Regions from separate parts of the Homo sapiens genome. Here region 2 is linked to region 1. A link is a loop called in an ENCODE intact Hi-C map of the cell type or tissue named here. Cell type or tissue: HepG2. All regions are shown on one strand. Links, peaks and the distances in the headings refer to the core of each region. The heading gives the core; the rest is flanking DNA. Region 1 has its middle 100 kb from the start of USP46. Region 2 has its middle 24 kb from the start of RASL11B.

Region 1 (4,399 bases), core at 196-4,195:
GACCTATACACAAACCCCTTTCAAAATCCATACGCATAGCATGTTCGTATTTTCCTTTTTTATCCTGTGGAAGCTTCAAATCTCCTGGTTGAACACTTATTTGGGACAAAAGCAAGACCTAGTAGTACATTCATTTTTCAACAAAAAGGTAACTTTTCTTAGTAGAATAATCCAGTTTACTTTTATGTTTCACCTATCTTCCAGTTTAATCACACTCTCCATATCCTATGAACACACAGAAGCTTCCAGGTAAACATGTGCATTTCTTATCCACAGAAAAATGCTTAGAGACCTTTTCAGCTAGAGCAATTGTGTATGTGGTTTAATTATTATTTTACAATATCTCAGCCATTTCTTGTTTGAATACTTTCTATTTATCAAGTCCAGCCTGGACTGGAGAAGAGAAAATAGTTCAGTGAAAAATTAGTAGCATTTCCCCTCTTGCATTGGGAAAAAGTGTACTGTTTGTGTGAGAGTCAGTGTTGGGGGATTGTCTGCCACTGTCACTTATCTTTGTGTTATTAAATTCCTTTGTTCCCTCTTAATGCATTGCAAAGCTTTTTTAATCTAAAGAAATTGATTTCTGCCTCTACTCTTCTATTCTATTTCTCTGATTAAATAAAGCATTTGAATTTAAAGGAATTCCAGGGAGGGTATTTTTAATGTTTCTGTAGATTATATTGTTATAGATTGAATGTGTCTCCCCAAATTCGTACATTGAAATCCTAACTGCCAAGGTGATGGTATGAGGAAGCAAGGTCTTTGGGCATTGATTAGATCACAAGGGCAGAAGAATCCTCTTGGGTGGGATTAGCACCCTCATAAAAGACCCAGACAGAGACCACTCACTCCTTCCACCACGTGAGAACACAGAAACAGGGCCTCACTAAGCACCAAATCTGCTGATGCCTTGATCTTGGACTTCCCAGTCTCCAGAACTGTGAGAAATAAATGTCTGTTGCCTATAAGCCACCCATTTAATGATACTTTGTTACAGCAACCCCAATGGACTAAGACATACATAATAACAAAGTAAGCTCTTCAAACTCTGCTTCCCATTTCTGTTTTGAAACTAAGGTAGATTTTTTTTGAAAAGTCTAGTCTAGGCTGGGCGCGGTGGTTCATGCCTGTAATCCCAGCACTTAGGGAGGCCGAGGCGGGTGGATAACGAGGTCAAGAGATAGAGACCATCCTGGCCAACATGGTGAAAACCTGTCTTTACTAAAAATACAAAAATTAGCTGGGTGTAGTGGTACATGCCTGTAGTCCCAGCTACTCGGGAGGTTGAGGCAGGAGAATCTCTTGAACCTGGGAGGCGGAGGTTGCAGTGAGCCGAGATCGTGCCTCTGCACTCCAGCCTGGTGACAGAGTAAGACTCTGTCTCAAAAACAAAAAAAAAAAAAGAAAGAAAAATCTAGTCTTTCTTCTGCCTCTGACCTGGTCCCATCCAACCTCGCTCCACATGACAGCAGAGTTTCCTAATACATCCTATTATTCTTATTGAATTAAATGGTAATTGTGTGATGTGTGTGTGTTTGTGTGTGTGTGTGTGTAGGGGGTGCCTGTTGCAAAAGTATCACCACCAGGGAATAACTATCGCTACCTTCTCCCTTCCTTTCCTCTCCTCTGCCTCCCATTATGCTACTGGCCACATCTCAAGTGTGCTGCTTGCAGCCTTTCCATACTTTTCCATGGTTGTGCATTGCATAATTGGATGTTTCCTACCTTGGCATTCTGAAGGCAGGATTATGTCCCAACTACTTTGATGAGCCTCGCTGTGGCAGGCCCTGCTGGTTGTCTTCCCCCTAATTTTTCCAATCCCCCTTTCCCTCGTCTGTTTTCCACTATAGAAGCTGAAAAGGCCAGATACTCACTTTCCCAGCACCCTCCCTGTTTCATCTACCCTCTGCTAGGATGGCTGTGTGATTTGCTCCTGGTTGATTTGATATAAGGGGAAGTTGGCTGGTGGGAACTTCAGATAAATGTTTTTCTCTCTGATAAAAGTTGAGAGCACACAAGAGGAAACTTTGGTGTTCTTCTTCTTCCTGCCTTTGGATGTGGCATGAGAAGCTTGAGAGGGTGTGATGCGTGGAGCTATTACAGCCATCTTGTGACCATGAGGCATTCAGATAAAAAGCCAACATTCTGAGGTTGGTGAAGGAGAAAGATAGCAAGAGGCTAGCTGGAAACAGCAACATATTCCAGGGACTGCTCCCCTCTGATTTTCTCATTAAATAGACAACTTGTCCTTAGCATTTGAACCACTTTTTTGGGAGTGCAGCTGTTTTCAGTCAAAAGCAATCTTAACTGATGCACAAGCCAGGTGCCTGGCACAATGGGGTTAAATATATATATTTATTGGATAAATGAATAAGAGAATGAATAAATGAAACTCCTACCTTTACTACATCTGCCTACACTCCAGCCATCCCTGAGTGTTAACAGGACCTCATCTGGAAGACTTAAAGGCTGGGCTGGAATCATTTGAGAGGACATTCACTCACTTGGCTGATGCTGGGAAGGGCCAAACCTCCGGAGTATGGAACAGCTGGGGCTCCTTGGGCATCTCTCTCTGTATTTCTGTTGTTTTCCCACATGGTCTTTTTAGCATTACAACTTCAAAGTGCTAGACTTTTTACAGGGTGGCTGAGGGCTACAAAGGTGTGCACTTCACGTGGCAGAGAGAGAGAGAGAGACAGCAAGCCGGGAGGAATGTGTGTCTTTTATATGACCTAGCCTCAGAAGTCACATAGCATCACTTCCGTTCTACTGTATAGGTCTGAGCAGTCATGAGGCTCTCTAGGTGGAAAAGGAGAAGAAATGGATTCCCATTCTTGATGGAGAGGGAAGCATCTGGAAAGGCATGTGAAACTGGAAATATTGCCATGGCCATTTTTTTTGTTTGAAAATCCAGTTTGCTACAGTGCCTCATATGCATCTCTATTCCCATATTGACCATCTTGATGTCATTAGTCTCTTTCATGTCTACCCTACTGGCTGAAGGGTGCAAGTACCTGGAGGTTTTAATCTGTGTTTTATTCACTTTAGTATCTCTGGCACCTTTATGAAGATATGTTTAATAAATGCCTTATTCTAACCACTCTGAACCTCATTTGTGTGTGTGGAGGAGGAAGCCTCAAGGGTGATGAGAATTTTGACTTCAGTTGCACTGTCCTTGCAGACTCTAACATTAGGAGTTTGTAGCTCTTTAGGGGGTAAGAGAACCACAGGTAAAGCTGGAGTTGATACTGACCAAAACTTGCTTTCCTACCTGCCATGCTCCATGGCAGTGCTGTCGTAGAGGAGTTTCTGTAATGATGAAACAAATGTTCTGGCCCTGTGCTGTCCAATGTGTCACGTGTGGCTACTGAGCACTTGAAATGTGACTGGTGTGATTGAGAAACTGAATTTTACACTTCATTTCAAAGGATTATAAATCATGCTGCTATAAAGACACATGCACACATATGTTTACTGCGGCACTATTCACAATAGCAAAGACTTGGAACCCCAAATGTCCATAAATGATAGACTGGATTAAGAAAATGTGGCACATATACACCATGGAATGCTATGCAGCCATAAAAAAGGATGAGTTCATGTCCTTTGTAGGGACATGGATGAAGCTGGAAACCATCATTCTGAGCAAACTTTTGCAAGGACAGAAAACCAAACACTGCATGTTCTCATTCACAGGTGGGATTTGAACAATGAGAACACTTGGACACAGGGTGGGGGACATCACACCTGGGGGCCTGTCATGGGGTTGGAGGAGGAGAAGGGGATAGCATTAGGAGATATACCTAATGTAAATGACGAGTTAATGGGTGCAGCACACCAACATGGCACATGTATACATATGTAACAAACCTTCAAGTTGTGCACATGTACCTTACAACTTAAAGTATAAAAAAAATTATTTCCGTTTAATCTTCAATCACATATGTGGCTAGTGCTACCTTGTTAAACAGCTCAGCCCTTGAAATGCAGGTTTGACAATTCTTTCCCTCCTTCGCAAGACCAACCACTATTGGCCTTTCATCCCTCGGCAAAAGAAACAAAGCCACAAAGATTTTTTTGTGTCCCTTCCCGCTCCATGCCTCCCACCAAAACACGCCTTTAAATTCCTGAGACAGCTCTTAATTGCTGGTTTCAGCAACGTTCCCCTTCTATTCACATTCTGTTCTCATTTCACTGTTTTTGTACCCAGTTGGTCTTGACATATAAGGCTTTTTGTTCTCGTTTTGTCTTCTACCTGGAAAAATAGTTCCTGATGTCTATTCTGTATCTCATACACTAATGTCATTATCTGTGTTGAAAGGCAGTAGATATTACTGAAGTCAGTTACCATTTTCATGCACTTTAATGCAACCCTCCCTTAAACATTCCTGTTGTTGAT
Region 2 (4,399 bases), core at 84-4,083, 280 kb before region 1:
TCAATGTAAATTTTTTAAAATGCAGGCCAGGGTATAATATTTACTGTTGTTGTTTTAAATTGGGAGTTATCTGTATCTATCTTTTTTCTCCATTTGTTTATCTATTTCAGTAGCTATATCTATAAATAAATATACTTTGAATATCTCTAGAGTGATACATAATAAACTGGTGACAGTGGTTGTTTTTGGGGAGGAAAATGAGGGGCCTGTAGATCAGAGGTAAAAAGAACATTTACTTTTCACTGGATACCCATTTATAATGTTTGAATTTTAAAACTTAAAAAATATCTTTATTATAGCTAACACTGGTTTAGCACATATTACATACCCGGTATTGCTTCACATTAATAACTTCACATTTATAGACTCATTTAATCCTCAACACACCTAAGAGGTAGGAACTATTAGGATGACCATTCTGTAGATGAGAAAACTGAGGTGCAGAGCTTATACTTCTAGCATCTGAACCGAAGTAGAGAGGTTCCAAAAATCCAATACCATATGCATGTACTGCTTTTAAAGAATGAAGTCACTATTTTTTCTCAATGTGGAAGGGAGTACTTGCAGCCACCCTCGACCCTGAGGGTGGCACCATCCCTGGCTCAGTGATTGCCAGTGTGGTCCCCAGTGATGCCAAGTAAGAAGTGGTTTGGGTGGGATTTTGTGGGAAGGTGAGGGTGGTCCATCCCTTAACCCAGTGCCCTGTTCCCCAGCTACTTGATGAAGAAGCTGGGAATTTCATTCTCCGACAGCCTTTGATCCTCATTATCTTATTGCTAAGTTTTAAACAATGTACTCTATATAAATTAGCTTTAAGCCTCCATTATGTGATTTTGCTATCCTTGTTAGATATGGGTAGCATACCAAGGAGGAGAAATCAAATGATAGCTTCTCCAGATCTCTAATGGATGGATAGAAATTGAAACCGGTCACCACAGTTTTCTTACCAAATTAAAGAAGCACGTTGTGTTCTCTAAATGAGTTCAAGCTACAGTGAGAATAGCTTTCTCTCCAAAGTCACGGTAACCCTGAATCAAGTTTGGCTCATGGGCCATCTGGCAGCAAACACCACAGTACTCTACTTATATTCAAAGCTGTACTAATTGCCTTGTTAACAGAGCTCCTCTCATGAGAATGAAATTTAACCAGAGGAATATCAAAGCGCGATTTCAAGAGAATTGCATTGGTCCAGGAACTGATAGCATTTCCAGCAACCAAGTCTCAGAAGGCCCACGGAGCAAATAAAGAACATTTTAACGGTATTGTCAGGAGGATACAACTTGTCGAGGCAGATTTGCAAACAGGAAAGGGGGCAGAGACCGTTCTTGTCTAGACATCTGATTAGTGGGAAATTGTAGGATTATGAAGAGTGTGGATTTTTCTGGCTGACATTTCTGAGGAGGTCAGGCTTTCTGCACAAAGAGGTAAATGAGAGAAACATTTGTATCTGGTAGAAAATGCTGACTGGTCCTTATCCTCCCTTGGGCTCCAGAAGCAATTCCAGACCAAGAAAAGAGATTACTAGATTGAAACCTGCTGCCACTGCTTGGCACAATGGGCAGTTGCCTGGGAGGGTTTGGGCTTGAAGACAGAGGAGAACCGCAGCTGGAGGACACAGCTCCAGACATGTCTCTCCACTCCTGCCCCTGCTTCACGCCCTTTGATCTCCAGTCCCAATTTGCTTTCTGATCATGCTGCTAGCTGATCCCCTGGACTTGAGACCTCTGTTCTGCTTAAATAACAGCCCATCTTTTGTCCCCTCACCTCTGCCCCCACCCCTTCTCACCTGCCCCAGGGCACTTCAGAAACCTCAGTACTTTCAGGGTGGAAGTTACGGGGTGGGCAGACAAATAATTTCTGCATGGTGGCCATGAAGCCAGATGAAACTGGGAGTAGGTGTGGAATGATCCCATGGGCTCGGGCAATGGGTGGGACTGTGGAGGTAATGGGTGGGTTCCAAAAGGAAATGGGCTGAGAATCAGGAGACTTGAGGTTTTAGGATAGGTTTCTCATCTCAAAGGTGGAAAAATTAATAAAACTAGTGCTGCTCCGATCCCACCTGAGTTCTTTCTGCTCAGTGCTATTAGCCATTACTGCCTGCAGCCCTGGGCCACATTCTTTTGCCATGACCTAAGACAGGCAATGTCTGTGAGAAAGCCACAGCCCAGCTCCACGACAGGAACAGACATTGCAGCGAATGCAGTCATTGGGGTTAAAAAATACAGAGAGCAATTATATCAGTCTAGTCCCACTAGGAAAACAGAAACCACTCTGTATTTAAAACAGGGAATTGATTCAAGGGAATTTGTCACACTGGTGAGGGAAGAGACAAGCAGCCAAATGGGATGATGAGACCACCTGAAATAGGCAACAGAAGGAAGCTGCGGCTACCCCACAGCTTAAGGGACAAAGCGAGGAGATGGTGTAATCAGAGCCAAGGCAGGAGTCCCAGAAAGAAACCACAACCAAAGGACAGCCACCTCACCAGCAGCTGGGGCTGCTGGGGAGCAATGGGGAGGACACCATCCAACACAAGTAAGAAAAGGGAACAGAAGCATCTTGGCTTTTCTCCTTCTGCCCTGTCCTCCAGTCTCCAGTCAGACTGCCTCCAGTCAGTGCCTCTGCCTGGCTGAACCAAGCAGGAATTGCGCTGTCATGGAGCCTGGGAAACAGCCAGGGCATGGGCAAGTTGGGGCAAGTGAGACAGAGTAAGTGAGTTGGAGATTCTGTAGAATACTCTCCCAGCATCTGCTGCTTTTCCCTCTGCAACAACCAGAACTAAACCGCAAAACAAAATATTTGTGCCATTATTAGTTGAATGTCTTCTTCCCCTTGCCCTAGCCCTGCAAACTCAGCTCCATGAGGACAGGGATGGAGTCAGCTTTATTCCTTGTTATATCCCCAGCATCTAGCACAGTAAGAGGTCCTTGGTGGCTTCATTTACAATGTTGGTTACAAATAACTGAGTGAATGAATTGTTGTGTACTGTCCATCTTGCAAACAATTGATTCTTAGAGTAGGCTTGTGGGATTTTAGATATAGTGGAAGTAGCACTTAGACTCACCACAAGCTCTGAAAGGACTAGATCACCCAGCCCCTGGGATGGCACTCCTGAGAGCTCAACTGCATTCAACTTCAGCAAAAGATCTTAGAATGTAAATAGATGTAACTCCATTACCAGGAGTTACTGGTACTTAATACTACTCAATAACTATCACATTTTATAAACTGTAAAATGATGCTTTAATGTTAGAGATTATAGTAAAAAGTATTACTCTTTGCATGGGTAAGCCCACATTCTATATCTGCTTAAAATGGCAGTGAAGAATTTTAGAGTTTTTCCTTTTTAAGACCTGTTAACACTGGGGCACAGATAGAATTTCCAGGTGAGAATTTAAGCCATTTGGTCACAGGAAGAAAGAATGAAGGATAAGATGAGAAATTGTGTAGAGATAAATATTCAAATTGAGAAAAGAAAAGGCAGCATGGAGGAGCTTATACATTTCAGGAAAAGAGGAGCAAAGGTTGTGCAAGGAATGGAATGACCTAGAAACCACAGTTGCAGTGGATGCTGAGAGCTGTGTGATCAGAAATCAGTGAGAAGTGAATAAAGCAAATGCCAGTTAGGGCAAAAGCACCATTGAAACTTGACGGAAAGAGTTTTATTAAACCAGAAGGTGACTAACAAGTTGATGACCCTAACGAACAACCACAACAATAATAACTAACATCTGTTTATTGCTGACAATGTGCCATGTAGCCAGCTAATCCACCAATTCTCTGGACAACCATGTAAAGTAGATACTATTATTTTCCCATTTCACTTGCAGGAAACTAGAAGATATCTCTGTGTGTGTGTGTATGTGCGCACGCGCGTGCGTGCATGTGTGTGTCTGTGTGTGATTTTGTTTTGGTTTTGTAACATCTGCTCCCCATTCCTAACCATGCTCTGGATTCTTTTTGAGGAAAGTAGTAACTGGTTTCTAAGATGGCCACTGAACTTCACTTTCTGATATTCACGCTCTTGACAGTCCCCACCCACAATGAATGGGGCTGATCTGTGTAATCAAAAAGAGATTGTAGAAAGAGTGGTATATGTCATAAAAGACAAGGTTGCATCCACCTTGCTCTTTTGGATCACTCACCCTGGGAACTAGCTGCTGTGTTATGGGGAACTCAAGAAGTCCCACAGAGAGGCCCAAGCGCTGAGAAACTGAGGCCTCCTGCCAACAGCCAGCGCCAGCTTGCTAGCCATGTGAGGGAGACACCTATGAAGCAGAACTTCTGCCCCCAGTCCAGCTCTCAGATGGCTGCAGCCACCCACTGACAGTTTGACTACCACCTCATGAGGGCCCCCAATCCAAAATTCCCTGGCAAAGCCACTCCTGCATTCCCACAC

The links. Peaks named below come from ENCODE experiments on the same cell type or tissue, not always from the same donor. Only the 100,000 strongest peaks of a DNase experiment are listed, where the experiment ranks them.
Region 2: it touches region 1 in a loop (5-fold over the local background); 2 of 110 quality-filtered maps call a loop at or near these places.

Annotation. Positions count from the first base shown.
Region 1 is chr4:52,555,232-52,559,630 of GRCh38, reverse strand. No RefSeq gene overlaps it. Among named protein-coding and RNA genes, the nearest start is that of USP46, 100 kb to the left of the region's middle. In HepG2, for the core only: no CTCF peak of the experiment used is centred there; no DNase peak of the experiment used is centred there.
Region 2 is chr4:52,836,176-52,840,574 of GRCh38, reverse strand. No RefSeq gene overlaps it. Among named protein-coding and RNA genes, the nearest start is that of RASL11B, 24 kb to the left of the region's middle. In HepG2, for the core only: no CTCF peak of the experiment used is centred there; a DNase peak (open chromatin) is centred at 2,144.